Regions from separate parts of the Mus musculus genome. Here regions 1, 2, 3 and 4 are each linked to region 5. Evidence: chromatin loops called from intact Hi-C (ENCODE). Cell type or tissue: left cerebral cortex. All regions are shown on one strand. Links, peaks and the distances in the headings refer to the core of each region. The heading gives the core; the rest is flanking DNA. Region 1 has its middle 120 kb from the start of Gm42084. Region 2 has its middle 39 kb from the start of 1700071K01Rik. Region 3 has its middle 26 kb from the start of Gm11418. Region 4 holds the start of Asic2 (acid-sensing (proton-gated) ion channel 2). Region 5 holds the start of Gm31228 (a long non-coding RNA gene).

What was found. Hi-C counts contacts between places; a loop is a spot of excess contacts. Peaks named below come from ENCODE experiments on the same cell type or tissue, not always from the same donor. Only the 100,000 strongest peaks of a DNase experiment are listed, where the experiment ranks them.
Region 1: it touches region 5 in a loop (2.2-fold over the local background); 2 of 42 quality-filtered maps call a loop at or near these places.
Region 2: a loop joins it to region 5, with 2.2 times the contacts of the local background. A loop is called at or near these places in 3 of 42 quality-filtered maps.
Region 3: it touches region 5 in a loop (9-fold over the local background); 7 of 42 quality-filtered maps call a loop at or near these places.
Region 4: it touches region 5 in a loop (5-fold over the local background); 5 of 42 quality-filtered maps call a loop at or near these places.

What each region holds. Positions count from the first base shown.
Region 1 is chr11:81,372,216-81,378,338 of GRCm38, reverse strand. It overlaps a transcript of Asic2 not described here. Among named protein-coding and RNA genes, the nearest start is that of Gm42084, 120 kb to the right of the region's middle. In left cerebral cortex, for the core only: CTCF peaks have their summits at 1,247 and 3,304 (motif pointing left); DNase peaks (open chromatin) are centred at 1,267 and 3,292.
Region 2 is chr11:81,531,441-81,537,563 of GRCm38, reverse strand. It overlaps a transcript of Asic2 not described here. Among named protein-coding and RNA genes, the nearest start is that of 1700071K01Rik, 39 kb to the left of the region's middle. In left cerebral cortex, for the core only: a CTCF peak has its summit at 2,686 (motif pointing right); a DNase peak (open chromatin) is centred at 2,679.
Region 3 is chr11:81,610,025-81,616,147 of GRCm38, reverse strand. It overlaps a transcript of Asic2 not described here. Among named protein-coding and RNA genes, the nearest start is that of Gm11418, 26 kb to the right of the region's middle. In left cerebral cortex, for the core only: a CTCF peak has its summit at 2,680 (motif pointing right); DNase peaks (open chromatin) are centred at 2,703, 3,514 and 3,741; H3K4me3 peaks cover 1,502 bases; H3K27ac peaks cover 400 bases.
Region 4 is chr11:81,150,380-81,156,502 of GRCm38, reverse strand. It overlaps Asic2 (acid-sensing (proton-gated) ion channel 2), which reads left to right and starts at 3,600. Exons shown (of 10, transcript NM_007384.3): 1 at 3,600-4,745. The coding sequence starts at 4,038. It overlaps Gm51910 (a long non-coding RNA gene), which reads right to left. Exons shown (of 3, transcript XR_003949744.1): 3 at 4,770-6,123. In left cerebral cortex, for the core only: CTCF peaks have their summits at 2,751, 3,463 and 4,209 (motif pointing right); DNase peaks (open chromatin) are centred at 2,478, 2,751, 3,502 and 4,272; H3K4me3 peaks cover 3,074 bases; H3K27ac peaks cover 2,257 bases.
Region 5 is chr11:80,818,397-80,824,519 of GRCm38, reverse strand. Tmem98 (transmembrane protein 98) reads right to left here. Exons shown (of 7, transcript NM_029537.2): 6 at 4,531-4,590; 7 at 2,487-3,308. The coding sequence ends at 3,101. Gm31228 (a long non-coding RNA gene) reads left to right here and starts at 3,321. Exons shown (of 6, transcript XR_001780272.2): 1 at 3,321-3,430; 2 at 3,894-4,046. It also overlaps the pseudogene Gm11207. In left cerebral cortex, for the core only: a CTCF peak has its summit at 2,959; a DNase peak (open chromatin) is centred at 2,932.

The DNA.
Region 1 (6,123 bases), core at 471-5,470, 550 kb before region 5:
GCAAAACACCACTGATCCTGTGTTGCAAAAATTCTCAATTCCATCGTGCCCATCTGGAGAGAACTCATTCTGTCATCTCCAATCAAACAGACCAGACTTCCACTCCTCATTCACAGTGTGCAGGCACACGACCTTGGGCAAAGTTGTGAAATCTCTCCAAGGTGACATGTGCTCTTTCGAGACAGAAATAATAACGCTCACCCTGAAGCTGTGCTGGGGGGATTAACAGTAGGACTCCCCATATCACACATATCTCTGTAAGAAACCAAACAACCCTGTTTCAATGCATTAGTAAGAGGGTGGAGTTGCTGGAGGAAGGACTAAGCAAGAGTGGCCAGAAGCTCAAAGACTGAGCCCAGGATGGCCCTAGGGAGTCTGAGCAATGCCTGATGTATCTGATCCCACAGAGACATTGACTGCAGAGACCAGCATTGGCGGAGGACACGCAAAGCTAGTGCAGAAGTAGAGAGGTGTGAACTTTAAGCTGAAAGGAGCTGTCAAAGATCGAGGAGGATCCATGGGAGGATTTCACTGATGGAGAGGCAGGTGAGCCAGTATGGTGGCTCATGTCTTTAATCCCATCTCTCTGGAGGCAAAGGCAGAGGCAGGTGAATCTCCGCAGCCTTGGCCAACCTGGTCTATGGAACAGGTTCCAGGACAGCTAGCGTTATACGGAGAAATCCCGATTCCAAAAACAAAACAAGAGGAAGGGTCAGGACTCCAGGCTCATCTGAGCATTTGAATCAAGGGGCTGCTGAGTTTCCTGGGATTCTCCCTGGTGGGTGGGATTTGTAGATACAGAATTTTTCATGACAGTGGGATTATCTTTGTTAGGGTTTTACTGCTGTGAACAGACACCATTACCAAGGCCACTCTTATAAGGACAACATTTAATTGGGGCTGGCTTACAGGTTCAGAGGTTCGGTCCATTATCATCAAGGTGAGAGCATGGCAGCGCCCAGGCAGGCATGGCGCTGGAGGAGCTGAGAGTTCTGCATCTTCATCTGAAGGCCCCTGGGAGAAAACTGTCTCCTGTGTGGTTAGGAGGAGGGTCTCATTGCCCACACCCACAGTGACACACTTCACATCTACTCCAACAAAGGCCACACCTCTTAATAGTGCCATTCCCTGGACCAAGAATATTCTAACTACCACAGGGATCTTCTCTGTAAGTCATTTAGAGCATGGACACTGAATAATAATGCGGCCATCTGCTGTAGGCAAAGGGAGAGCCTCAAGTCCCAAGAAGAGTGTGTGCAGAGAGCTCCTACCCACTTGGCAAACTTCACACAGAGGGGCTGAGTGGCTCTGAGATTACTTACAGTACATAGGCTTAGCTTCCTGCTTGTGCTTTTGCATAGCAAGGGGCACATGCCAGGGGTCAAGTACACACGAGGCTGCTTCAGCCCTCCAAACAGCTTACCCCAGAAGGTCCATCACAGTCACTTCATGAGAAAAAAAAATCTAAGAGAAGTTTTAAATCACAGAAGCAGCAAGTCCAGAGCTGACATTGCTCCCAAAGCTGGCTTCAAAACTCCAGATCTTTAAAGGGAGAAAGTATACGAAAAGACAAGACTCAGGTCCAAAGATGGAGCTCCCTGGTACTTCCTGCTGCCTTCTTACAGGTCACCTCCCTTGCTGCCTGGTTTGACTCTTCCCTGGGATCTCTCACGTTGGGTTGGGGAGGCAGAAACTCCTCTGGCCTTTGTCCTGAATAGATCCAGGACTATGGGCCTGCAGCATTTAGGACCTTAGCCTCAGTTCTCAGTAGCTGTCTTCCTGTCACGTGGCTGGTCCTCACTGTGAGCATCTACCACGAATGGACTTTTCCCCTATGTCTGCTGATGAAGACTTTACAATTTCATTCAACATCTTGTTTAATGAAGCGATGACAATCAAGTCTAGCTTAACAAACCAATGCGTCTATTGGGTTACTCACAGAAATGCATATAGGACCGGTTCTAAAACGCTACCCCAGTGTGGCGGCAACCTTGAAAGCTGCATCCTAGAAGTTGTGAAGGCAACTTAGTTGTCAGAGGCTTCTAGTTCCAAGCAGCTGTCAGTGTGTGTGTGTGTGTGTGTGTGTGTGTGTGTGTGTGTGTGTGACCCCGGGAAGAGGCCTTGCCCATCTTCTAAGTCATGAGAGCTTCCTTGGGCTTGTGAGTTTTATTCTTAGAGCAATAAAGAAGACTACCTTCCTCTCAGAATAGTTGCACATTGCGGTAGGTTACAGCACTTGGAGTTGGGTGACGATGGGAAGGCTGTTATCCTGCCTGGTTGGTTATGACTCCCAAGCTGTGAGACTTGAATGGTCCCTCCCCATTCAAGTCACACATCTCTTCACCTGTGTGATAATGCCAGTGTCCTCTGGTTCTGTCTGTCTGCCCATCTCTGCTGCCCTTCATTGCCGGTCTCCTCTCAGATCCCTGGTCATGTCCACTGGAAGCGGATAACCCTCTAGATATGTAGCTGTTCAAACTTGAAGATGGTGGTGGTCCTTAGCCCCAAGCAAAGGTGGCTATACCGCCCTTGCAGTCACCATGGCTACTGCTTCTCCTGTGCCCTGGAAAACACACTCAGGGTACTTACTCATTGCCAACAAGTTGCTTCAAGAACCAGGACTCATTATCCAGGGGTTCCCTTGCCTCCTGCCTATCCATGCAGAGCACCTATCGCCAGTAATGATGCCCCTAAAAGGGCCAGGATGTGGAGCCCACAGCCCAGGGCCCAGAGCCTTTAGCCCATTTCCCAACCAGGATGCAAAATGTTGCACAACGTCACCAGTCCTATGTATGTGCTCACACTCAGGCTGCTACAGAACCATAAAACTGTGTTGAAGTTATCAACACTGTTTTTTTTTTCCCTCATGAACAATGCTTGCTCGGGAGTCCTTTCCCCACATGGTAACATGGTAAGTGTCAGCTGCCAATATGGAAAACCCAGTGTGCTAACACCAGCATCCTGCCTTGACTCCTCTACTTCAAGATGAAGTTTCTACTCTTCAAAGCTGTCGTCATCCCAGCACTCATGCGTTCCAAAAGGTGGACCAAGAACCATCTAGCAGGGCTCTAGCCCATCTTCTGAAAACTAACCCTAAAATACCCTTTGTAATTTCTCTCTGGATGCAAATCCTAAAAGACAGAGCTTTCTGTTCTCTTGGAACTCCAAAGCAAGAATGCAGGTGGGACCCTGGTACACAGTTATTGTGAAGTAGGTAAGAATTTACACTTTAGAGCCCAGAGTCAACTCTCTTGGGGAGAGGAATCAGCTGGAAAAATGGACTCACTGCTGCCCTCTAGTGGCTAATCACAAAACTGTTCCTCCAGAAAGATGGATGGGCTTCTTGTAAGCTGGGCACATTGGTGCAGCTGGACACATTGTGCAGGTAACCAGGGGACAAGAGTCACATCCAGAGGAAACTCTACAGTATGGTGAACTTAAAGTCACAAAACTCCCTTCTGGTCAAGACTCTAGCTGATTTCAATACTTTCCCACCCCTTCCCCATACTCTAGTTAGGGCTGTGTTTCTTTCTAATAAAAAAGCTCTAATTCATAAGCATGATACGATTCCCCCATGGCCACAGTGCATTTATTTAATGACCTTCCTCTAAATCCAAACAGCCTAAGACTGAGAGGAAGCCACATAATCCAGTTTCTGGTGCAAAGGTGTACTCTGTAGCCAGGCTCCTAATCAAACCCTGGGTGGTGTCAGCCGCAACCAACGAGAATAATTAACGTGAGAATGTTTACTCTGTTTGTTTGTCTGATTCCCGGGCTGTGCTGAACAGTAATGAAAATTGTTTTCTCTGCAAAGCATGACGCTGGTCAGTGTTCACCTGGTGTGTTCCCAGACGTATTGATTAATTGTGGTCCAGAATGTCACAATGACCAAGGGCCAGGCTCTGCTCTTGGGCAGTTGGAGTTTTACTCACCTTGGGTCACCACAACCTGGGTCAGTGGGACTGAGTTGAGGTCAAATTTGACGGATGGTACAGAAAAAAAAAATCCTCAGATGCAGAGACCCAATAAGGTGAGGGTTCCAAGTGAATGATGAGACTCCCATCTTCCCTCCTTAAGGAAAAGACTAAGTCCAGATCTTTCCAAGCCACTGGGCTGTGACAGACTCCCCCATTCCCCCAAACACTCACAATGCTGATGCCAGAGCTCATCTTTCCTCCACACCAGCAAACTGAGCCCTCTTGGACTCAGACTCTAGGCCCCACCCAGATGCATGGACCATGGCTGGAGAGCTGTGCTTTTCCAAAGCTTTCCAATTGGTTTCGAGGTATTCACAGAGCCCACACATACAGAAACAATAACACATCAAGTATCAGAACATAAAAAAAAAGAAGAAAAAACACTCCAGAGGTCCCGGAGCCCCCAGCTATGCTTACAGGGGTGCTCAATGGAAAAACAAAAAACAGAAAAGGAATAAACTGGGGCCTTCCAAGACCTCACAGTCATGAGCACTAGCACCGTTCAAGCAGAGAAACTAAGAGCAGACCCTGGGGCCTCCTTGTATGAATTCAACTTATGAACTGTGTGACCTTAGACAAAACACTTTGCTTCTCTGTTCTTTGGCTTCTTCCACTGTAAAATATGATAATTAAAATGTTGTTACCTTATAAGGCCTCTGTAGATATTACATTAGGTTTGTGTGCAAAAGCATTCAAGAACACCAACGAGGGCCAAGAAGATGATTTTGTAGGTAAAAGTACTTGTAGCACAAGTGCAAAGACCCAAGTTCAAATCCCTTGAATCCACATAAAAGCTGGATAAAGTTGTGTGAGCATCTGAAATCCAAATGTCCCCATGGAGACATAGGAGGTAGAGACAGAAGAATATCCAGAAGCTAGCCAGATGTGGGCAGCAGAACAAGAGTCTCTTCTATCAAACAAGATAGAAGGCAAGGACTAACACCCAAGGTTGTCCTCTGACCACCACATGCCCACGATAGCACACTCGTTCCCATATTCACAGACTCAGATACATACACACATGAATGTGCACACATGCATGCACATGTACACAAAATAACAGTGCACATACATGTTTTACACACACACACACACACACACACACGAACAGTGTAAGCAAGTTGAGGCTCTGGTGCCCACCTGTAATCTTAGCATTCCAGAGGCTGAGGTAGGAGAATCAAGAGTTCAAGGCCAGATAGAGCTACATAGTGAGACCCTGTCTCTCCTCTACAACCACTACCTGGAAAGGAGGCAGCAAGCATCCAATGCATGTTAGCTCCTTCAGTATAATAAAAGTTGTAACATTGTATCTGTTTCACTAAATAAAAGATTTAATTTGGACAATGAACTTGCTGCTGTTTTTAAGTACTCTGATATGTTAGTCCAACCAACTCTTTAGAGACGGGAAGACTGAGGGCTCAGGAAATTAACAACACCTTGCTTAGATGGACTGTAGACAAAAACAGAAATGAAGCACTCTCCATATCAGACTGAGCTTGATGATCACAGACACTACCACTACCCCATCCCCCGCCCCCACACACCCCTCTGCCTCCCTTGGACAGTCGCCTTGTGTTATTAGCAGGATTCCCTTCTCCAGAGGCAGATGCAGGGGTCACCAATCAGTCTCCTCCTCTTCAGAGCCAGCATAACCAGCACCCCCCATCTCTCTTCCATCCCCACTCCCATCCCATGGACCTCACTGCCATAAAATCGAGTTCACACCTCAGAGGTGCTTGAAGGGTCTGGTTAGCTGCAAGGTGTCTGTTTATAAATCGCCACAGAGAGCTCAAGTGTGATGGAGGACTGCTAGCTGAAGCATGAGCCACAATTAGCCCTTCTCGAAGCATCAAAGGGATGCCAGAATGAAACCCACCTCTCACTCTGAGCCTAGTGTCAGTAAAGAGGATGGGGTAACAAGAGCCTAGCTGAGAGATCAGAGTCTCTTCCCAGGGTCCCAGGCCAGCCAGCCTCCAACCTGGGGCAAGACTCCTGTGACGCCCTCCCTGTGGCTTCCTCTCCTATTGCACAGGTTGAATTCTCAGCCCACAGAAAAAGAGATGTTGTATATTTAGCAAGACAGTGGGCTCGGGCTTGGTGGTTTTGCCTTTGCTTTTGGGCTTGACCCCTAAGAAGTAGATTATCT
Region 2 (6,123 bases), core at 405-5,404, 710 kb before region 5:
GGCGTTCTAGCCTTATGGTAAGTGGACCTGTTAGCACATGCACAGGACATAGGGACAGCATACAGAGGTGACCACAGATGATCTCTGCAGGAGGAGACAGTTGAACAGAGCTTTGTAGAACGATGAGAGGCAGGCAAATGGGGAAGCAAGAGGCTACCTCTCAGGAATATTCAGATGCTGAGACACAGACCAGAACCCCAGCCCTGCAGAGTCTCCTTTACTGTTGTAAGCACCTCGGGATATCACTAAAAAGTGAAAGGAAAGAGTCTTTGAAATGCATGAGGAAGAGCCTGTGGACCATCTTTCAGGGGCCAGAATGGAGTGACCTTAAACCAGTGTTCACCAGTTTATGTTGGTGGTGATTTTGCTGGCCATCTTTTTGATTGTCACACTTTAGTGGGCTACCACAAGCATCCAGTGGGTACAGGCCAGGAATGCAGCTAAAGATTCTGCTGAGTACACCCCAGACTCCTTGACCAAGAATTACAGGCCAAATGGACACATGTTGAGCTTGGGAAACTTGGTCTTCAAGCAGTTTTTGATAGGAAGAGTAGGGTGACTGTAGCCCAGCCAGGGGTTGCTCCAGTCCGGAAAATGAGGCACTTTTCCCCAAAGTATGAGTGTCAGTGGAAAGGATGGATAGGTGGATACCTGTCCAAAAGTAGGTTGCTCTAACAAGGTCAAGTGCGTGCGCGACTTATCCTGACCATCCCGTACCCTCTGCCATTGATTCCTAAGGAGGGGCTGGAAGGACTGCACTTTCTAAGTTATTGGCTCATTCTTGACAGATGGCAGAGAGCAACCTAATTTTGTGGAAGCCTCCTCCTCCTCTTCCTCCTCCTGTTCCTCCTCCTCTTCTTCCTCTTCCTCTTCCTCTTCTTCCTCCTCTTTATTTTAAAGTCATGCAATTAGATACAAGAGCAACTGTATATTTAGAAGGGGAAATGCATCCAAAGTAAATACACATCTACAGTAAATGAATGGTTAATGCAGATGGAGAATCTGGTGACTCAGGCTGGCTGGAGCTCAGCCTTCACAGGTTTCTGGGCAAATGAACCATGACTGAGTGGCAATGAGGTCCTGTAAACTCAAGGAGCCTGTAGGGAAATGGTGAGATGCCTCTGTTTCTCTCAGTAGAAGATTCAGTCACTGTGTACAGAGGCCCTCCTCAACAGCAACACAGAGGGCAGACTGTCTGCTGTGTAGAAACACTGGGGGGAGAGGGGGCACGTTAGTAGCCCTGGAGGAATTATGGGTGTAAAAGGGTCTGTCAGCAGGAACCAGTTCCTTTCATCTCAGCACTTGGGGGAACCAGGAAGGACTATAGAGACTGCCCAGCATCCCAGCATCCAGCCATTGTGGCCCAGAGATTGTGGTCATGTTGATATTGTTTTCCTCTTCTATGAGCCTCTTCCAGCCTTGCCAGAGAAATAGGAGAGAGCTCAGATGGGAATGGAGCACTCCCAACTGCAAGGTCCCTAACATGCTCTGGCCAGACTCTGCCATTCAAGTGAAGCAAATGGGTAATCCCATTCATTAGGTTCTCCCACTTCTGACCATCAGAATAACCCTCCCCACCTCCAGTGTGTCCCTCTATCATGTGTTAACCTCCATTCCTATGATTGTAAAATGCCATAAAAAATACAAATCTTCCCAGGTTATTACAGAAAACTAAAACCCATGCTCCTCTCTACAGCCTGGAAGGTCCCTTCCTGCTTCCCTCTTTTCAGCTTTGTCCCTGACTCCGTGTGTCATGGTGCTCCATCAATTGTGGTACTCTTGCCATGCCTCAAACATGCTAGTCCCCCTCTGTCTTGGCACCTTTGCACTTATTGATCCTCTTAGCCAAAGGCTCTTCTCTTTGCCCTTTACCTGGATTATTTTTTCCTATTTTCACAGTCTGCCACAAACGTCTACCCAGGAAGCCTTCCTGGGTCTCACTATCTTATGCAGGCGCCTTCCTCTGCCACCAGCTTTGCATTGCTCTTTATCTGGAACCCTACAGCTGCCCTTCCCAAGCCGCCCTACTCCTCTGTTTGTCACAGGTATCTGTCTTACAAGATAAAGGTTATCTCTGTGAGTACAGGCTGTGACAATTCACAGCCACATCCCAGGTCTTCAGTGCCTGGTCCAGAAAAGATCATCAGGAAATCTATGCTTAGGGCTGGGGAGGCAGCTCAGTGGGAGAGTGCTGCTTTGCAAGAATGAAGACCTAAGCATCCAAGAAAAAAAGACAGGCATGGCTGCCCATGCCTCTAACACAGCCTCAAGGGAAAGAGATGGTTGGATCCCGAGAGTACATAGAATAGCAAACAGAAAGAAAGCTAGGATAGATGTGGCCAAGGTACTAAAGGGAGCTTGTAAGACTCCCTTTTAATTAATGTTGAAAGATAGCTTGCTGTATGCCTGGCACTGGCCTAAGCACTTCACCAGAGTGAAGTCATTAATTACCACATCAGAAGGCAGATGTTTATGTTTGTCTAAACACATAGCTCGAGTAAGGCTGTTCTAATTCAGTTTCCTCCAAGCCACTGAGCAGTTATCTTGGAAGAGATTATTGTTCGCATCTTAAAAACAACGTCACAGAAGCTCAGAGAGGTGAGTCACCTATTAGCAGCAGCTCCTTGGAGATCTCTCCAAGGAAGCCAGATTTGCTTCTGTGCTCTTCCTGCTACACCATATAAGGCCAGCAGAGGGCAGATGAGAGCAAGATTGCAGCCCTGTGGACCTCTGGACAGGTGATGTGAGTCCACTCGTTCTCCTATTAAAACAAGGAAGAAAAAAAAACCGAATTTGTTTTATAACTTACAAGTTGTTTGACTTGGACAAGGCATTTAATCACTCTGAGTTTATTTCCTATTTCCATAAAATGGAGAAAATTGTATTTGCCCTCATAGGGATACAAGATTTCAATGACAGGCACAGAAGAAATGCTTAGCCCTTTGTGGCACAGAGCAAACACTAAAAATGATAGCTAGTAGCAGTCCCATTATTCATCGCTCTCACAACAGTTTGTTCGTTTCTTTGATAATCTTAACTCACTAAATGCTTATTTAGTGTCTGTTCCATAGAAGACATTGCCCAGGTGCTGGTGGGGTTAGTTCTACGAAGGTCACACAGAAGACTGTTAGCATGTGACTGCAGTATCTGTGGGGAACTTAGGGAATCCTTGTGGGAGAAACACAAGGAGGCCATCTTGGAATGTAGTATCCTTGAAGTGTCTCTGTGAGAACACAGATGTGAAGTCTGACCCCAACTTGCAGAGCCTGCAGCTCTGAGGACAGAGCTTGCTCCCCTGTGAACTTCACATAGCTTCATAGCTAGCACTGACAGTCAGCTAGGTTTGGGGAAAGGCTGGCTTGGATATAGAAATAACATAAAAGACATAATGCCCTGAAAACAAGGACTACCAAGACCCACATGCCTTCCTGAGGTGGGGGATTGCCAGGACCCACATGCCCTATTGAGGTGGTTTGGCTATCCTCTGAGGGAAGGGGCCTGAGAGAAGGGTATAGAACTCTTAGCCTCAAAAGTTCACACTATGTGTTCTTCCACTACCAGCTCAGGGATGCTCCCTGTCCGCCCAGTGACATATGCCTTTGTCACCAATGCAGGGATGCTCTCCTTTTCCCTGGTGACATATGCCTCTGACACCAGTGCAGGGATAGTCTCCATCTCCCCAGAAACATTTGTTACCAGAGTCTTTGAGCATTGCTCATTTGTGGACCAGTTTCCTCATCTTTAACAAAGAAGTTGTATCAGCTAGTTCTGTGGATGCCTTTCAAGCCTTACATTATGTGAATTACATGCAGATATCCTTGCTCAGCAAGACAGTCTACTCTATAGATTTTGGGAACTATTAAAGGAATCTACTTCTGCCAGATAAAGGTCTTTCTTACTTACCCACAGGAAAGGCCCAGTCCTTTGTCCTGGGGCTTGGATTCCTCTTAGATGTGGCCTCTTGTCCTGTCTACTCTCCCTAGGGCCTCTCACCAGTCATGCCACCATCTTGGTTGCCTCTACCTTCTCCCAGCTTTTCCTTCTGCAGACTGTTAGACCATGCAAGGCTCTAACCAAGTGCTGAGAGGTAGCCATGTTTTTTTCCAAATCTACTCTTCTGTGTCCACAATGCCAAACTTGACATTTCACAACATAGTGATCATGACTACCATCAGCCAGTGTTCAGAGCTCACAACATGCTAGATGTGATATTGTTTATTTCATACTTGATTGTATTGACCTTTTCATTGGTGTGCACGTGTGTGTATTGTCTGTGTGTGTCTATGTACATGTGTGTGTTGTCTCTGTGTGTGTCTGTGTGCATGTGTGTGTATTGTATGTGTGTGTGTCTGTGTATGTCTGTGTTCATGTGTGTGTGTGCATGTGTGTGTTGTCTCTGTGTATCTGTGTTCATGTGTGTGTGTGTTGTCTGTGCATGTCTGTGTGTATATGAGTGTTGTTTGTGTGTGTGTGTGTGCATGTGTGTGCACAGGTAAACTCACATTTGCATTTGAAGGGCAGAGGCTAATGTGTCTTACTCAATCACTCTCCACATTTTTTTTTTTTTTTTTTGAGGCAGGGAATCTTACTGAACCTGGAACCCATCAACTCTCTAGGTTATATGGGCAATGAGCAGAGCTCCTCTCTCCATTTCCCAAAGCCCTGGGGATACAGACAAGCTCCGACATGCCTGACTTTTATATGAGGACTAGGAATCTCAATTCAGTTCCTCACATGTGTATGGTAAGCACTTTACCCACTGAGACATCTTCCCAATCCCAAAGTATATCATTTTTTGATACTATTTCTGTTTTTTTTTTTTTTTTTTGATGGAGCAACAAAGATTCAGGGTGGTTAAATAGTTTGATGGCAGATATCTATGGATAGTCTAAGAGTTTCTGCAGATAGCTCATCTCCCTGCTGAAAGAGAGACTTCTGCTAGTTGCAATTCTTGGGTCCTTTAAGGAGACACTGAAAACTTGCATGATAAGCTGTAATAGCTTCTATGACATCTATAATAGTTTCTATGATATCAGCAGGATGGGAATGGGATGCTGAGTAGAAAAGCTGTCTCTTGGGGTACTTGGACACTGGAAGAATCACCGAGAATCGAAATACAGAGGACACCTCTGCCCTAGCCCAGGCCTGTGAGCTCTGAGCATGACCATCCTTAGCTATAGCAGACTGAGGAAAAAAAAGAAAACGTCCTCATCAGAGGAACAGGCTTCAGGCCAAGCTCACAGTGGCTACTGGGAATGGTTAGCAAGGTTTTTTGAGTGGGGACTCTTTCTTTTTTAAAGCTGAGAGTGGAAAACAAATAGCAGCCATGTAAGTGATCTGCAGCTTTGAATTCTGCCCTCATGTACGGCAGGGGGGAGGGTTACAAGAGGTGGGAGGGGGAGGAGCAGAGACATAAGGGCGGTGACAAAGCAGAAACCCGCCCGCCCGATGCTTTCTGATTCAGTCACTAGGAGGAGAAATCTGCCTGTCTATAATGATCCCTGTTGGCAGCCAGCACTAATGGAGTGTGTGGAACTGGTCCTTTGGGACAAGGTGTGTGAAAAATGGCTGCCAAGTGTTAAAAATCAGGAGATTTGTTCTGCGTTTGTGAAGAAATGAATTCCAGATACTTTTTTTTTTTTTTTTTATTCTGGGATTTTTTTTTCCTTTAGCTTTTCAAACCCTTAGCTGAACAGGAGGGAAGAAAAGTGAGCTGAAGTGGCTCCGATTTGCAACAAGAGTGCAATTTCAATTGATTTAAAGTGGGGAGCAACCGAGGTAATGACCACAGAAAGAGGCTGGAATTAGTCAATAAATAAAGTTCAAGGTCCCCAGCCTGACTTCTCTTTCATTAGCTTTAAAGAATGGAAATGCAGGAATGGGAGGTTCCGTCATCTGGTTCCAGAAGAAAAGGAAGGTTGTACAGGACCTGGCCCTTATCCAGAACTCAACCCCAGCAGGATAATTTGACTTAGTATTTTGAGAAATCTCTCTCTCTCTCTCTTTCTCTCTCTGTCTGTCTGTCTCTCTCTCCTCTCTCTCTCCTCTCTCTCTCTCCTCTCTCCCCCCTCTCTCCCTTTCCTCTCTTCTCTCTCTCTCTCTCTCTCTCTCTCTCTCTCTCTC
Region 3 (6,123 bases), core at 752-5,751, 790 kb before region 5:
AGAGAGAGACAGAGACAGAGAGAGACAGAGACAGAGAGACAGAGAGAGAGAGAGAGACAGAAAGACAGAGAGAGACAGAGAGACAGAGAGACAGAGAGACAGAGAGAGAGAGAGAGAGAGAGAGAGTGTTACCTGAACTCAGGAGACACAGAAATGGATGTATTTCTGAAATTCTCCAAACAGCTAAGCTTGGCCTACTTAGAAAGTTTCAAGTCAGTAAGGGGGCAAGGGAGTGGTTGTGGCTTCAAAAAGGAGATATTGAGTTCAGGTGTGTGACACAGATCCATCCCGGGACCATGTGCCTGGGGACATTTTCCTAGGTTGCTAATTCTAAAGGTGTGAGCGTGGCCACTTGGTAGTTATAAAGGACATGGCTGAGCTGCTCTTACAGTCTGAGTACTGGATACTCTCATCACGTGTAGGTCTGGTGTTTGCATAGATCCACAGCTGCCCTGAACCAGGGGAGAGCCAGGTTGGCACCAAATAGGTCAGCAATGGCCAAGCAAAGAACTCTGGAGAGTCACCGGTGGCCCTGACACCTCATCCTATCACTCCACTGGAAGGTTGCAGTCTGGAGGAATTGTGAACAAACCTGCCATTATTGCGACCGTTGTACTTACAGACATACATTTTCAGTGCAGTCAGCAGTGTTGATGGTTTGAGGCCTGTTTGAATTTTTAACATTTTGATAGGATAGAGATGGCTATTTGCCAAGTTCATGCCCCAGACCCCTGCAATCAAGTAACAGATTGTAGGAAACCGAGGTCTCGCAAGGTTTGAAGTCCTGGATGTTTAGCTCTATTTGGCCAGGTGGGCATGCTTGAGAGAGAGAGATGGTTGTTTGGGGCAATAAGAGTTTGTCTGGCTGAATATGAAGTTGTTTAACTGTCTTCTGTGTGGCTGAGCCCTCTTACAGTTCCATTGGCAGTGAGCATGATCCTGGTTCTTCTGGAACTAGATACTGTCTGTTCGGGATGTGGGTATCTTGGTAGGTACATGGCAGCATAATGTTCTAACCTGCAGCTCTTTTGTGTGTGTGATAGGGATATCTTGTCATTTCCTTACTTGTGTCTGTACAGTTCCAGGACACAGACATTACTCAGTGATGGGAAAGGAGGCTCCATTGTGTGGCACAGTATCCAGGAGCCTTCTAGGTGTGCATTATCAACATTTAGCCTTTTTCCAACTGGATCATTCACCGGACACTATTTAAGAGTTCTTTGTAAATTGCTGGGTTCAGGACCTGTTATAAAAAGATGTCCCTCTGGTGTGTGGCTTGGGTTTTCATTCTTTTAACTGCCCCCATGCCACCACCCCCACTTCTTATTTTGTTAGTTAAGATAAGTTTGGAGAGTGCAAAGTAAAAGAGGAGGAGGAGGAGGGGGAAGGGGAGGGGGAGGAGGGGGAGGAGGAGGAAGATAAAGAAGGGGGCTGGAGAGATGCCTCAGCAGTTAAGAGCACTGCTCTTCCAGAGGTCTTGAGTTCAATTCCCGGCAACCACATGGTGGCTCACAACCATCTGTAATAGGATCCAGTGCCCTCTTCTGGTGTGTGTCTGAAGACAGCTATAGTGTACGTCTATACATAAAATAAATAAATCTAAAAGGAGGAGGGAGAGGAGGAGGAGTAAAAGTCCTAAGAACCAGGGCAGCTTATAAACTGGATTCACTTTCAATTCCTGAAAGATCGGAATGTGAGGGAAATGAAACTGTCAGACAATCTTAATCAAGGTTCTATTAAAAGGGCCACCTCTCAGGGAGGCTCCAACTGGGTCTGCAGCCTCTATGGGACTGCACATCTACCTTGATCCTCATGGTGACCTCCCAGATGGAGGTTGTTCCTCTCTCCCCTCCTCCTACCTCCATCCACTCTGCTGTCTTGGGGTTTAATGGGCCGGTGTGGAGGGTTGAAAGGACAGTGTTAACAAGAGTCAAATCAAAAGGATATTCACCTAACTGTGTGTCTGCCTCTCTTCCTGGTTCCCCATTCTATTATTCCCATGCTGTGTGGGGGCCCAGCATTCGCTGAACATCTGGCCTCCCCCTCAGGAGGCTCAGGGTGTCCTTTTCCTCGCTGCAGTCAGTTCATGCTGGGCGTGCCCCACCCTCGGCAGGTGTAAGGTTTCTACTGGGTAGATCAAGCCAGCCTTGAACCCCAGCTCTTCCTGCATGAACTTCCTAAGTGCTGGGAATGCAGGGACATGCCAACCTTGCTCGACTGAGTGTGGTTGTTTCTGATTTATACCCCCTGCCCCAAGTCATTCGACTCAGGGAAAAACGCAAAACAAAAGCAAGATTTTAATCCAAGAGACAAGAGAAAAATGAAACTAAAACATGATACAAAGCTGAAGAACGGGAAAGATGGAAGAGAAAAGAATGGAAAAGCACAGTGTGTTTATGTATATAGTTCATGAACTCTTTAGAAGACTCAGGTTCCCCGGGGTCGGGGCGGGGGACGGAGGGGGGGGGGCAGAATCCAATCAAAAATATGTTACTTTCTCCGACTTCAAGCTCAGAATCACTAAAAAGTGGCAAACTGGTGATGTGATTCCAAACCTTTCCCTATCTTATCTTTTCAGAAGCTGCAGCAATTGCCTTTTCTTCTAGAATGTCGTCCCATTGTTTAAAAAGGAACTTCAAATTAGAATGATCTTCCCTGGGCAATTCCTGAAACAGCCACTAGATGGCAGAATGAGACCACAAAGATGCTGTGTCAGATTGGCTGCTGATCTGCATGCAGCCCGGGGAGCCGCGAGCTAGCAAGCCATCTCCTGCAGGCATCTGATTAATAATGGGGCTGTAATTATCTTTACACAATCCCGATTGCAGCTCCCGTTGTAGCCTAGCTGTTAAATTAAACTGCACAAATAAATATGCCTTGCGACTCAGCCTCCCCAGCACTGCCCACCCTGGGTGGCTTCCAGGCATATTAACATATCAAAACACAAACAGAACCCCTCCCCACTCCCTTCATTTTCATAACAAAAGGGGCCCCCTTTCATCTCCCCAGCAACCGGGTCTGTATTTAAATAGCTCTGTGAAGGCCGATAACGTTATTACTTTATTTCCCTAGTCTAGCCCTGGGATATCTGCTTCTTCGGGAAGATGGATGGATGGATTTTATTAGGAAGATGAAACACCCACGGACCCAAGCGGCCTGAAGCTTGGTGCAGAAGAGAGCCTGTAAAAGCCTCACCTAAAGGAATACTCAGAAATAACTAGGGATCCTAATTGGTCTGAGGCAGCGCTTTCCGGCTTAGTGGTCTAGGGTCAAAGGAATGAAAATGCAAACGAAATTGGGTTAGGGCCATAGGTTCCGGATGGTGGCATTATAAACTGTAGAGCCCTGGGCATGAAGACACATAGGGGTTAGAACTTCCTAGAAAGCACTTCACCCCAGCTGCAGGGCTGCTGACTTCCCCCCAAGTAACGGGAGATGTCTAGAGATCCTGCCTCCAGCCAGGGACAACTCAGGCGTGGGAGGGAGCTACACAGATGATGCAGATCCTGATTTGACTCCCAGTGTTAGAGAAGCTTGTACAATCCAAGGACTTGGCAGTACAAAGGCCTGTTTGGGGCGGCGGAAGCTAAGTCCTGAGGTTAACTCCTGCAGCAGGCACTCCTGTTAGGCCCCCAGTAGGTAGAGGAGAAGGGAGGCTTTACTCCCGAAGAGACTCCCTTCCATCATCCTAGGAGCTCCTCCTCTGCTCCCGACTACACATCGTTTGTGCTCCGTGGAATGAATGGGTGTCTGTTTCCGCACTCAGTGGAGGGGTGGGACTAAGCAAAGATGGAGAGGCTGAGGGAGGCGGGGCCGGGAGATCTGATAGTACATCTTAAGAAAGGAGAGAGGGATCAGCTAGCTTATCAACAGTCTGGTTCCCCAGGGTGAAGACAGGTAGATAGACTCGGGATAAACAGCATGGCTCTTCTGCGATGTGGTATCCTTGAACGCACGGGTTGATGAAAGCGAAAATGAATGAGTAAACATTCCAAGAAGCAGGGGCAAACTCCAGCCAGCACAGGGCTCTAGATCCCAAGAGCTTTCAGGAGGCGGTCTCCGAAAGGGCGGGGCTTTCTTTGACTGACATAGGTGATAGACATCTCATGAGTTGTGCCATCTCAGAATTGCCTATGTAACAATCATATGCATGAGGTAGTCTGCATGCATCAGCCTTACGGGATTTGTGATGTCCCAAAGGCCAAAGACCATCCTTTCCTTAGTGGCTTTGCACTGGAGAAATCTCTAGAGAACTGAATCCTCTGTTGGGCTTTGGTTTCTAACTGTGGTCGGAATTTTTGTTTGCTTGTTGGGAAGGGTTTTTCACAGTCCAAGGGACTATCTGGAGCAGTGAGGAAATGGTCTTCTTTGTTGACATTAGACCCTGGAGTGATTTTCCTATGACTTACACGGCCGTACCTCACTTGAAGAGGGCGCAGTAAGACAGAGCCATGATCATGAGAAGACCCCAGGAGAAAGGATAACCCCCTCCTCATATAGCTATAGATTTCCAGAGGAAATCCCAAAATCTCTCTCTGTCAGATCACAGTCATGAAAGGCTGCTTCGATGTATGCTCACCTGCCCAGGAGGCAGAGGAAGGACAGCCCATCCCCAGATACACTCCTCCTTAGCTGCTATAAGCCTCCTCCCTGAGTATCGCCCGCTACCTGGCGGGCTTCCCTTACAAGATAGAGTGGAGATGGGCTCAGGGGATTGTTGTCACAAGGGACTTCAGTTCCTTCCCTTGGTGGTTCATGCATTTATGCATTCCACAAAAATTAATTAAAAGTCTATTGTGTACAGACTATTACACTAATCACTTAAGAAGCCCGCAAAAGAAGACAGGGGCATAATGAAGCCTGTGTTTATCATCTTGAGTCCTGGAGTTGAACGTCAGCTCAGAAAGCAGGAGGCGCTTCCACTTCCCATTTGGCCCTAATGGGAGGGGAAGAGCGCACCACCGGCCTTGCCCAGTGTCTCAGCTCCTGGATGGGGAAGGGCTGTTTCGTGATTTGGCGTCCATGTTTCCAGTTTCATTTCATTGTCAAGAAGCCTTGCACCAAACTGCTCCCGGCTCCCACAGGCTCATGCTCCCTACAGTCCTGAGAGCATCAGCTACAGCATCTGCTCTTACACAGGCTCAACCCAAGCCAAGGATTGCCAGGAACTAGCCAGGAATTCAGGAGCAGGAGAGGGAGAGAATCCCAGCCAGATAGGGCCAGCTCTTCTGAGCTCTGCTCCAGGAGGTGGCTGTGTTAATGGGAGGAGCCCAGAGTGAACTTGAGGGAAGCTTCAGGAAAGATGCTTGGAGACCATGGGAACCCAAAATAGAGAACACTAGCAGGGCAGGGCACCGAAGGAACTACCCAAGGAGCCTGGCTGTCGGAAGAGCAGCCTCTGCCGTTAGGCTGAGCCTGATTTGTTTGCCGTCCAGGTGTTGGGGCTCAGAGGGTCACTTAGCCTTCCCGCACCTCCCCTCTCTGACCTCTAGAATGGGGGTAACAGCAGTTCCTCCTGCTTGAGACCACTCATGTCCTAAACTCATAAAGCCTCCTTGCAGAGGGCACTCAGTGACCACTGGCTGGTCTCTCTGATTTAAAGCAAAGTGGCTTGAAGATATGAGAAAGGTGTCTGAGGACTAGGTTGAGGCTGGGCATACACAACAGAGGCAAGCTGGCACTGGGGACCACAGAACAGTGTCCTGAGGACTCTGCAGCCAGGGGATTGGGCTGTCTCTAACTACAGTCTGGGCTGAGAAAAGTCAAGTTTTCTATTTAGTTACTAATCTATAACGGAGTTCTACTCAGTATTTGAAGAGTGGTATTGAGGCCTCCAACTACTACCGTCTATTTCTTTGAACAGTTTGGTCAGATTTTGCTTCATGACTTTCAGTGATCTGTTGTTAAGTAGATATATCTTCATAGCTGTTAGAAATGTCTGATAGAATGACCATTTTGCCAGCATAAAATATTTTTGCAATGACAACAGCTTTTGTTTTAAATTCAATTCTGTCTGATATCCATATAGCCAATCTAGTTTCTCATGCCTGCTGTTTGCATAATAGATGCTTTCCTACTTGTTTGCTTTCTACATAGTTGCATGTTTAAGGCTAAAATGTGTCT
Region 4 (6,123 bases), core at 658-5,657, 330 kb before region 5:
CAGCAAGAACCGAGGGAATCATCCCTTAGGAGGCAATGGGATTTGGAAGGAGAATTTTGCTGGGCTGACTGAAGAGGGCAGGGCATCTCAGTCAGCCTAGGGGGCAGGCTGAAACATGTGGTCACCAGAGAGACAGTAGTCTTTGCTTGGAGTCACATTCTCTGTTTCTTTGCCAAGATCCATGGAGGCCAAAGCAGGATCTCCCTACTCGCTTGTACCTGCTCCATATGGAGAATGGACAGGGAAAGACGGGGTAACGGTGACAATTGATCAGCCCTCACTGGCATGTGTATACCTCAAGAAGTATACAGCCAGGAAAGAAAAGCCTATAACCGCAGAATCAACCAGAATGACTTCTGACAAAACAGAGCATAGTTCCACTCCAGAGTAAGGATGCTGGGAGATGTCACATGCTTGTTTTAGCTCCTTTAACAGTAGCTGCTTCCAGGCCTCTAGGCTACCACCTTGGCTAGAAGAGGTCCCTGAATTCCCAGGCAGGGATCCTCGGTCTAAGCCAGAATTATTAGAATAGGAGGTTTTTGTTGGGAGTACAGTACACTGGCACCTTCAGAACTTCCTGCCAAAGCCAACAACTGACAGGTGCTTTCAGGGAAACCAAATCCACAGCTGAATCTCAGCATTGCTCAGCAGCAACAGTTTCTTCTCCAGGAATATGAGCAAGGTAGTGGTGGCACACAACTTTCATCTCAGCACTCTAGCGGCAGAGGCAAGTAGATCTCTGAGTTTGAGGCCAGCCTGGTCTACAGTGCAAGTTTCAGGACAGCCAAAGCTACACAGAAAAACACTGTCTTGAAAAACAGAAGAAGGAGGAGGAGAGGAAGAAGGGGGAGGAAGAGGAAGAAGAGGAAAAAGAGGAGGAGGAAGAGGTGGAGGTCTTCAGGTATGTGTAGCTGTGCCCTAGAGAGTGAGCACGGACATCCATATACATAATACGTGTGCATCGTGTGTATATATACATGATTGTGAATGAATTCATTGTGGGTAATATATGGTTGTATGGTTGTGTATATTTATATACTGTGTGTATATATACACACAATATACAGTATGCATTGAATGCACATGCAAGATTGCAGCATGTATGTTTGTATGTATGTTCAAATGTGTCAAATTTTGTATTATGTGTCAAATGTATTTGTGCAGTTGTGTGAACCTGGTAGGGCATGTGTATATATAGTGTGTGCTTGGGTACATGGACATGTGTGCTGAGTGCATATGTGTGGTGTATGAATGGGAGATGAGGGGCTCAGAGACCATCTTCTCCAGTGTTTAGATACAAGGAGTTGCTTCATGGAAAGAAAGCCCCCAGGCCAGTGGGAATAGAATATCCACTCTAGTCCTCTGCATCCTTCATAGAAACCTCCTGGTCATTTCACAAATCTTCCTAAATCCCACAAAAGCTGTGAATTCACCTTTGTTCCCAAGTCTTTCGTCCTCCAGTTTCCTGTCCCAGAATTCTGATACTCCACTAACTGGGGTGTCTGTCTTCTTGTGCTTTGGGTCCTTCATCCATTCCATCTACTCTCAGAAATGTCTGGAAATTCTTTTATCCCAAAGGTAAGGAACTCGGAGGGCTGCCTGTCTCAGTGATGTTTAGAAAGTATGTGTAGAGTTCTTTTGTGAACCCTGCATGCCAAGGCAGCCATAAGAGCAGGACCCCAGAGGCCAGCCTGGTCTACAAAGTGAGTTCCAGGACAGCCAGGGCTATACAGAGAAACCCTGTCTCAAACAAAACAAACAAAACAAAACAGCAGGACCCCAGCCCTGATCCAGAGGCTGAAAACCACAAGACCCTCTGAGACAGTAAAAACTGTCAGGGCTTTGTGATCTGAGCCTTGAACCCAGCTAACCACTGCCCAACTGTGCCCTTTTGGGCAAGCTTTAGCCTCCCTCACATCACTTAGAAAATGGAGCCAGTTGTATCTAGAAACCACATTCAGTCCCCCCACCCCGACCGAAAGTTTAAGCAGAATATTTAAAAGGCAGTATCAAAAGTTTAAAATGTCCAGGAGTTATTGAAAGCCTTGGGTGCTTTGTGGAGTCTCTTGACTTGGGACGACATCCCCTTTCTTACTCTCCCTTCTCTTCACATCCAGGGAGAGCTACTTTTGCCTGGCTTAACACCTCCAGAGAAAGGGGTTGGGGCACTTGATAAATTTCTAGAGGCAGAAGAGAGGAGCTGTCCCCTTGAGTCCATCCTGCCACAAGTCCTGTAAGTTTTCCCAGTAACTGGTCACATAGCCCTTCCTAAAAGAAATTCATACACATGCAAATCGGAAACTATACTCATTCATACCCACAGCCAAGGATGTGCACACATAGAACATACAGCCCATCACAGGCACTCGTCTACTTATGACACATCCAGCAGCCGCAGCACATCAACCCACAGGCAGCTTCACGAATTGAAGACTTGGCACAAACGCCGGTTCACATATAAACAGTTCACATCCTACACACACCCCTGCACGACACCGCACTCACACTTGCTCAAGTGCCCACGCTGCACAGTCCCATCTCTCTCCAGCCCATTTCACACGCCCAGGCATCCCTTCACATTTCTTTGCACACGGCTTGCACATAAACACAGCATTCTTACTACTCTCCATCTCTTCCACAAGCCGGTACAACCGACCACATCTGTGCTGCCCCCAACCCCCCCCCCCCGCCCCAACATCCCCTGCAACTTCAACAAGAGGCTTCCCGCTTGGTGTGCAGCGGCCACAGTGGCCAGGAATTAAAATGCAGCAAGGAGGAGCCGGGAGCGTCAGAACCGCGTCTCCAGGAGCGCACAGCGCTCGCCTCGGCCGCCGCCGCCCCGCCCGCCCGGAGCCGCGGGGCCAGCGAGCGCAGTAGCAGGTGCTCAGAGCCCAGCAGCGCCAGCCGCGCCAGCCTCGCGCGGCTGCTGCCCAAGTTCGCCCGGGGCCCGAGGAGGGCCGGGCTACCGAGAGAGGAGAGCAGCCGCCGCCACTGTCACCGCCATCGTGGACTTGGAGTCTTGAGAGGAGACGGGCCCACCGGAGCTGCGAGCTTCGATGAGCAGCGAGTCCGGATCAGCCTCAGGAGGTGTTGCTTGGGCTCCGCAGTTCCCAGCTCCCGTCTCCCAGAGAGAATAAGAGGCAAGGAACAGCATAGCCGGGTTTTTCTAAAGACGATCCGTGCCGAGAGGAAAAGCGATAGTTTCCCAGCACCAGCAACCTTGGAGGGGCCCAGCAGCGAGCAGCTTTCCGCAGGACGCCTTGAGAAGCCCCCGCCCCAGACGACAGTAGACACCCCGCGGGACTCAGGACTTGGGGAAGCCTGGGAGCGTCTCAGCAGAAAGCAGCTCCGGCAGCCGTGAGAAAGAAGGGTCCTGGAGGAAAGGGAAGGTGCAAGTCGCCACTCGGCGACCACTCACCCCAGTACACACCCACCCCACCCGCCGAGCCTGGAGCCGCGGAGTGCCTCTGGGGGCGCTCGTTCCTTGGCGCCTTCCCTCGCATGTCCCAGCACCACTGGGCTAAGGGCCAGACTAGTGGGGTCCCCGGGACTGGCCAAACCAGGCATGGTGGCCCAGTGGTCTCTCTCTCAGGATCAGCGTAAAAACTGGGGTTAGTCCGTGCAGGGGGGACTCATCTCAGGGTCCCCCGAGGTCCAGGACCAGGATAGGTCGGCGGGCACAGAGCCCAGGGATTGGAGAGGCGGCTCCCAATGGGGCCCCTCCGGAGGTAGTGCCCAGTGACTCTCGTCCTTCTGGAAGACTCGGGGCCAGCAGAGCCTGGGGGTGGGGGGTAGTTAGGAGAGGCCAGAGCTAGGGGCGGCGGGCCGAGGCGGCACTCAGTCCCGGGCGAGCGCCCGCGGAGGCGGCGGCGGCGACGCCGGGAGGGCATGCCGCGCCACCGGAGCTCCTGTCGGGAGCAGGCTTCCCTGGCACAAGCTGCGCGCGGCTGCTGCTGCTCCCACTGCTGCTGCGGACTCCCATGGCGGCTCCGCCCGGCCGGGGCCGCCGCCGCTGTCGCCAGCCTCGGGCTGAATGAATGAGCCGGAGCGGCGGAGCCCGGCTGCCGGCGACCGCGCTCAGCGGCCCGGGACGCTTCCGTATGGCCCGCGAGCAGCCGGCGCCCGCGGCGGTGGCGGCAGCTAGGCAGCCCGGGGGCGACCGGAGCGGCGATCGGGAGCTGCAGGGGCCAGGGGTCGCCCGCAGGGGGCGGCCGTCCCTGAGTCGCACTAAATTGCACGGGCTGCGGCACATGTGCGCGGGGCGCACGGCGGCGGGAGGCTCTTTCCAGCGGCGGGCGCTGTGGGTGCTGGCCTTCTGCACGTCCCTTGGCTTGCTGTTGTCCTGGTCCTCGAACCGCCTGCTCTACTGGCTCAGTTTCCCGTCACACACGCGAGTGCACCGCGAGTGGAGCCGCCAGCTGCCGTTCCCCGCTGTCACCGTGTGCAACAACAACCCCCTGCGCTTCCCGCGCCTCTCCAAGGGGGACCTCTACTACGCGGGCCACTGGCTAGGACTGCTGCTGCCCAACCGCACCGCGCGCCCGCTGGTCAGCGAGCTGCTGCGGGGCGACGAGCCGCGCAGACAGTGGTTCCGCAAGCTGGCCGACTTCCGCCTCTTCCTGCCGCCGCGCCACTTCGAGGGCATCAGCGCTGCCTTCATGGACCGTCTGGGCCACCAGCTGGAGGACATGCTGCTCTCCTGCAAGTACCGGGGCGAGCTCTGTGGCCCGCACAACTTCTCCTCAGTGAGTTGCCCTCCGCGCGAACCCGCCCTTTCTGACCCCGCGCTTCCCAGGAGTCCTGAGGCTCTTAGGTGGGCCCCAGGGACTGGACACCAGGCCCCTGTGAGTGTCACTACTTCCTGACTGGGTGTCACCTCTCCTCAGTGCCCAGGAAGAAGCCACTCTCGAATCCCCTGAGTCTTCAGGTGGTGGGAAACTTGGGCTTGGCTCTGTCTAGGAAGTCATCTTAATGCTGTTAGCGTCTCCTTGTACAGTTCCTTCCGGTGTCAGCTCTCAAACTCCTCCTTCTACTCTCTGTGGTCCCTTCTCTAAATAGTGACCCACACACACACCCGAGGTTCACGGGACCCAAAGCTACTGCTCTCTGTTTGGTCTCTAGAGTTGCCTTAAATGGGAGGCTTGTTCTCTTTGGGGAGAACCAATACAAAACCCTTCAAAAGAAATGGGCTAACAAGGTGTTTTAGGACCTCTGTTTAAGATCCTAAACAGCTTATTATTTCAGAGTTCCGCACGGAGTCTAGGAGAAAACTCCCAAGGACAGCAATGAACACCAAAGCTGTGGGCCCCTTTTTAAGGCAGTGGCAACTTTCTGCTCATTGGAAAACAAAAACCAAAAAAAAAAAAAAAAAAAAAAACAAAACAAAACAAAAAAAAAACCAAAACAAACAAACCAAAAAACAAAAACAAAAACAAAAACAAAAAAACAAAAAAACAAACAAACACCGCTCCATGAGCACACCCACCCACCTTGCTCCTCTTACTGACTGAAGGAATATCCTTAGGTGGGAAAGTTGCAGCCAGCAGGCTCAGAAATGCAAACAGCCAGGGCCAAAAGAAGCTGTGCTAGAGATTTGTGAGCCATTTGCTGTACTGGTTCCCGCACACTGTGGGTCTGGAGAACGCAGATGTCAGGCAGAAGGTATCTGCCTTGTGCAGTCTGTCTCCGAAGAGCTCTGGTGCCAGGACCCGGCATGGTGCAAGCCTGTCCAACCTTTGCTGTGTAAACGCCCCTTAGGTGGGCTCTGGCTTTTCTACCAGTGCAGAGAAGGTTGGTGTGCATTCGTGAGTAGTACTCTCAGAAGGATCGCTCTTCCGGATTTTTGTCTCTGACAAAGCTTTTCCTGGGATGGCAGAGTTGCCACGGTTGCAACAGGTGTTGGCTTGATGCGGGTCATTCTAGGTCTCTGATTGGCTGTTCTGGTTATCTCTTGCCTGAGATTCCACCCTTAGCTTCAGTCTTGACTCTGTTGATTTTTGCTGTCGGACTGAGTATAGAGTAATTCTGACTTATCCCTCTCTAACACATCCCATGCTGGGAAATGGCGAGAGTTTCAGCTGGCCTTCCGACCATCTCATCTGAGACTCCCTGCCTCTGTAAGCA
Region 5 (6,123 bases), core at 765-5,764:
TACACGCAGCAGAGACACTCCTGAGATCCGGACTTACCATCCATCCAGCCATCCCAAAGCAGGCACTGACTTCAGCAAGATCCCCAAGGGTCAGGAGGAGTGAAGTCACCTTCTACCCCAAAGGTGTAGCTGGGACTGGCTTGCTGTTGCCTGGGTCCTGTATACAGTGGCCATTGTCTAGAGGCTTTTCCTTTGCACAGCACTGGGAAAGCTGGCCTGTGTAATATCACACATGCCTGTGCATGCACGAATTCCCTCCCCCACTCTCTCCCTCCCTCCCTCCCTCCCTCCCTCCCTCCCTTCCTCTCTCCTTTCTTCTCCCCCAACCCCAGACACTCCTCAGGTCCTGAGCAATCTGTCCTCCTGACAGAGGGTATACCAGGATGGGTGGGAGGCCTCCCAGGCTCAGGAAAGGTAAGCAATGGCAGATATTACCTTAAAGAACTCTGAGCACCCCACCCCCATCCTCCACCCGGAGTAAATGACAACTGAGATCCCAATTTAGACTTGCTTCTCTCGAGCTCAGGACAAGGGTTCAGATCCAGAGGACATTTACCACAGTAGCAGCCACTGCGACCTCAGATGTCCAGTGATGCTACCGGATCTTAAAAGAGGAAGAACAGAGACAAAAGTCAGGCCCTGAGAACTGTCCGTGGAGACCTTAAGTAAAAAAGGCAGAATGGGGTTTTTGTTTGTTTGTTTTTGTTTTCTTGGACGTTTCCCAGTCACGGCTTCCAGCAGGGCAGGAGGTAACAGCATAACACACTTTTAGGACTGATGGAAGGAGACATTTAACAAGTTTCCCCTGGAATCCAGCCTGCAGTCTGAAAGGGGTACATACAGTTCTGGTCAGAGCTGCCTTCTTGCCAGGAGAGAATGAAATATGCCAATCACAGACAAACAAGATCCTGGCCTAAGGACTGAGTTCCTGGTACCTCAATATCAAACTAAAGAGCCTGCTGACTTGAGTTTTAGCAGAGAAAATGGAACTGAGGTCAGAGGTAGCTCCAACCATGCTTAATGACAGAGATAGGACCCAGACAACAGCAAGCCAGTCCCAACATCCAGGCCTGTGGAAAGAAGATCCTTCAGGCTCCCCTACATGAATGGGATGGGAATGACAAGATCTGGAGTATGGGGCCTCGAGCTGGGTCCCACTGAGTTCTCAGGTCAGAGAAGTGCCCATTATCAGTGAGGGTGGTATTAGATGCCAGTGATCCCAGCACTGTGGAAGCTGAGGCAGGAGGATCTCAAATTCAAGGCTACAATTTAGAAGACAAGGAATGTGAGGCAAATATGGCAGTGGTGGCCAGGGCAGTGCTTATGCTGAGGACTCGGGCAGCAGTGACAGCCCTTCTGAGTCCCACAGCACCTACAGCACTTGCTGTCAGACACGCATCCAAGAAGACAGGTGGCAGCTCTAAGAACCTTGGTGGGAAATCACTATGGCATCAAGAAAATGGAAGGTCACTACGTTCATGCTGGCAACATCCTTGGCACTTAGCATCAGTTTAGGTGACACCCAGGCGCTCATGTGGGACTTGGGAGGAACAAGTGCCTGTATGCCCTGGAGGAGGGGATAGTCTGCTACACGAAAGAAGTCTACGTGCCTAATCCCAAAAACTCAGAGGCTGTGAATCTGGTCACTAGACTGCCCAAGGGTGCTATCTCTGCAAGACTTTTGTCCACATGGTTCCTGCCAAACCTGAGGAAACCTTCAAACTAGTAGACATGCTTTGAAGTCCTGTTGAGACCATTGGATGGAGCCTGGAGCCCAGGTCACAGAAACAATTGATGATGGCAGTCAAGGGTCAGGGTGAGGACAAGATCTCTGCAGAAGAGACTGGAGAGGTGGCTCAGTGGTTAAGAGCACCAACTGCTCTTCCAGAGGTCCTGAGTTCAATTCCCAACAACCATATGGTGGCAAACAACCCTCTGTAATGGGATGCCCCTTTTTTTTTTTAAGAATTATATATTTATTTCATGGACATGAGTACACTGTAGCTGTCTTCAGACACACTATAAGAGGGCATCAGATCCAGTTACAGATGATTTTGAGCCACCATGTGGTTGCAGGGAGTTGAACTCAGGACCTCTGGAAGAGCAGTCAGTGGCTTTTAACCACTGAGCCATCTCTCCAGCCCAGGGATTCTCTCTTCTTGTGTGCCTGAAGACAGTGACAGTGTACTCATATACATGAAATAAATAAATATTTAAAATTAAAAAAAAACAGAAACCAAACAATAAAAAAATGAACCTTTCTTTTTTGTATTTGCAAGACAGATTCCAGAAATAAAGGACACATGCACACAGACACACACAGACAGACAGACAGACAGACAAACACACACACAGACACACACACACACACACACACACACACACACAGAGCACCTTCAGGATTCTTGGGCCCTTTCCATCCGTCCTCAGTTCTTACACATTCCACCGCATACCCAACAAATACACTTGACTCGGTAACTACACACTTGAGGAAAACAGAAGAACAAGTTTACTATTCGCCTGGTGGTTGTAAAGCGAAATTGCAGGCATAGTGATAAAAAGGAAACAATTGACTTCGCATTTCCTCAGCTTCTAACACAAATGGGAAAGCGGAAGATACATGGGAAGCGGGGTGGGGGTGGGGAGCTCTGATGCTTCAGGAACCAAAGCACTGAACACAAACAAATTAGCAAGGGGAGCACAAGGGTCACCCGAAGAGACTATCTCGACCTAGCCACTTAGTTCTGATTGTCCATGTTGCCACGCCTTGATTTTCAGAAGCCGGAAATTCTAATTTGATATGAAGTCTCTCAATTCTTAGAGGGCAACTCGATTTTCTTGGAAACATTAAATGAACTAAATGTAGCAGCGAGCCCGGCAGCTTTCTGCGCTCTGCTGTAGAGGTACACAGCGTCTCCCCTAACTGTGGGATTACACTGCCACTCTCCAGCCACTGTTTGCCATTGCAGCAGAGCCTGTCCAGCGTGAGGCTCTCGGCTTTACCCTGCACCCAGGGCTGGCCGACAGAGCTCTAGAGAACAACTAAATCTACAGGAAGTAGAAGGCTCGCCCAGGGGCGGAAATGGGGCCTCGGAGATGATTAAATGGCCGACTGTTCCTGCAGGAAGCCCTCAGGGTTGGGGAGGCTTTTATCTGGCTCAGAAGCCAGGGCTGCCTCTCGAAGGACTTCCAGGTGCTCCTCAGCGGCAGACAGTGATTGGTCAATCCAGTCCAGGCCCCCGGTTAGATGGCAGGCGTTCCTGGTCACTAGCACCAAGTGACTAACGGACAGCAGCAGGGCGGTTGTCCTGGGGGGGGGGGGGGGAGGAAGAGATCAGACTCTGTAGAAAGTGGGGAACTTTGCACAGAAGTCCAAATGAGTACACACTCTAGGTTAGTGTTCCCCAAACCGGAGACCCTTCCCTGGAAGGTGAGCAGTTACTTAACACAATGGAGCCACACATAGGGGGATGGCTGGCTTTAAACAGAAGGTCTCAGAGCCTTTGATGAGATTAACATAACTCCATGGGGAAACGGGAGCTTTTCGGGTAGTAGAAGAGGCTTTCTGCAACACACCCATTAACAGCTCCCAGAAGGGTGTTTTATGAAACAGTTTGGATGTGGTCAATTGGATGAGCAGATCTCTAACTGCAGCCCACTTAAAGATGGGCTATATATCCCTCTTCAGTGAGCATCCCTTATTGATCACAAATCAATAAGCCTGGGGCTGGCTTATTCAACGCTAAAGAAAATGTAATTGAAAATCAAATTGAGAAGGAAGGTTTTGTTGTTGTTTCTTTGGTTTTTGTTGGTTTTTTTTTTTTTTTTTTATTTGATCTGGGGTTTTTTTTTTGTTGAAAGATTCACTCTGAAATGATTTTATATGGTGCTAGATGTATTCAGGGCTCCATTACCAATTACTAACCCATGGGAAAAGCTGAACAACACTAAGAGTGGGCAGAGAAACGTGTCATGACTTACTCGCCACCTGGCAACCATTACACAACATGTCAGTGGGAGCCTCACCAATCAAATGGAGACAGCAGGTAGGTATTTTATGGGTTTACATTCGATAGGGCTGAGTACATTCTGGGGAGTGGAGGAGGAGGGGTTCCCGAAACACCTGATGGGGAGTGTCTTCCACTGTGGCTGAGGTATTACATGTTCTCATTGCTGGGTTCACCTCACCACAGCCCCACTGGGCAGTGCTTCCAGCAAGGTGTGGCACCTGGGTAAGTCCAAAGATCAGAGGAAGGAATGGGGCGTGGAGGGCAGGGAGGCCCAGTTAGCATAGTTAAGCCTGCAGAGCCAAGGCTGACACATGGCTGGCACCTTCCTCTTAGGGATTCAGGAGGAAGATTGGGCTCTATCACCTGCCAGGCTCAGCTCACTGAATGGCTCACCCAGAGCCAGGGGTGGTTGGAAATCTGGAAAAACATCCTCTCTTCATAACCCAAGCAGCCCACCTGACATGGTTGATAATAGCGACCCTGAAGTGAGACAAGATGAGTCACACTTCCTCCCTCTCACCGTGCATCCAGGAGCTTGGGGTCCAGTGGAGGGTACATTGACTTCACGACGTCGTCCACTCTGAGGGGAGGCAATGGGACAATTGTGAGCATTTTCCTAGTCCCTTTTCCTCCTCCTTCCTTGCTGTTGTCACTCCAGACTTCTCTGGTGCTGTTACACACCCACCTTTAGGAGTCCTTTCTCTACCTGCTTCTGCATACCCAGTGGAGTCTAACAGAAAGACTTCAGATTCTACTTGGGGAATATCCCTGCTCTCTGTTTTTGTTTTCATCCCAATGGTTAAAATGTGTGAGGTCACACATAGGGAGCGATGCTGAGGATAACTACGACACTGAAAAGGTTACTACCAAGCATGAGCATGCTGTACCCTTTAACATATATATATGTGTGTGTGTGTGTGTGTGTGTATGTGTATATGTATATATATGTGTATATATATAAACAGTAAACTAAAGCTATGAAATGCAAGAGGGGACGTCTAAGGGGATGCTTGCCACTTATGGTGGCCAATCTCCCCAAATTGGGAGGGGGTGGAATTAGGGAGCACCTCACTTTTCAGATAATCTATTCCTGAAGTAGTTTAACTTTTATAAGCATTTATTACTTTTGTGGGTTTTTTTAAAGATACAAATACAGTGATATAGAACACTACCCCCCCCAAAAAAGTCACTTCACCTCTTAATTTGAGTTCAAACCTCTCCACTGTGTGTATGTGTGTGTGTTTTCCGTCCTGGATAGTCAGTCCATGGCTAATATTTTAAGTTACATTCCTACCTGTTCTGATTTGTGGGGTACAAGATTTTGCTCCCATGATCACTTGGTACAAAGAAAAAAAACTGTATAATTTGATTTCTAAAAGCACTAAGAAAAATACACAGCCCTCACTCTCAGGCCGGAGGAGCTGGTGAGCACGGCGGTCTTCAGCATGTGTCTGTCCCACCCAACTAGCCCCTTCCCCCTCTGCAGAGCCCAAGGCAGAAACTGCTCTCCCTGAAATAATAAATCATCATCGTGACAGATGGAGAAAATTAAACAGGAAGGACATGGGGACAAATATCAGCCAGAGGGCGAACTCATGAGGCCAAATGAAGAAAACAAGAGGATTCTGGCAAGAAACATGAGTGAGGTTGTCCAGGGCACTCTGCAGAGAGCTCTGCCCTCCTGACAATGCCACACTCTCACCTTGGCACACTGTTAAAAACCCTGTCCCCTCTCAGAAATCAGCACCCTAACACCCTACTTATAACCTGCACCTCGGGGCGGATCTCAAGAGTAACAAAATGCACAAGGAAGGGGCCCAGGAGATAGGGGCACTGCACGGTCTAAATATGGTGGGAGAGTAGCGGCAACGCCTGGCACAAGCTGGAGCCTGGGAGGGTGGGCGTGTCTCATGAAGCCGCTGATGCTAACCAGATATTTACACCCATGGGGGAACTCCAGAGCCAGGAGCTATTCCGGCCTGCATCCTCCCTCTCAGCGTCTCCACTCACTGACTACCTAGACAGAGTTCAAGTACTCCAAGTCTTGTATTTCCCAGAGGATTCGCCACATGGCTCCTCCTGAGCCCCACTAGGTTATTCTTGAGACAGAAAA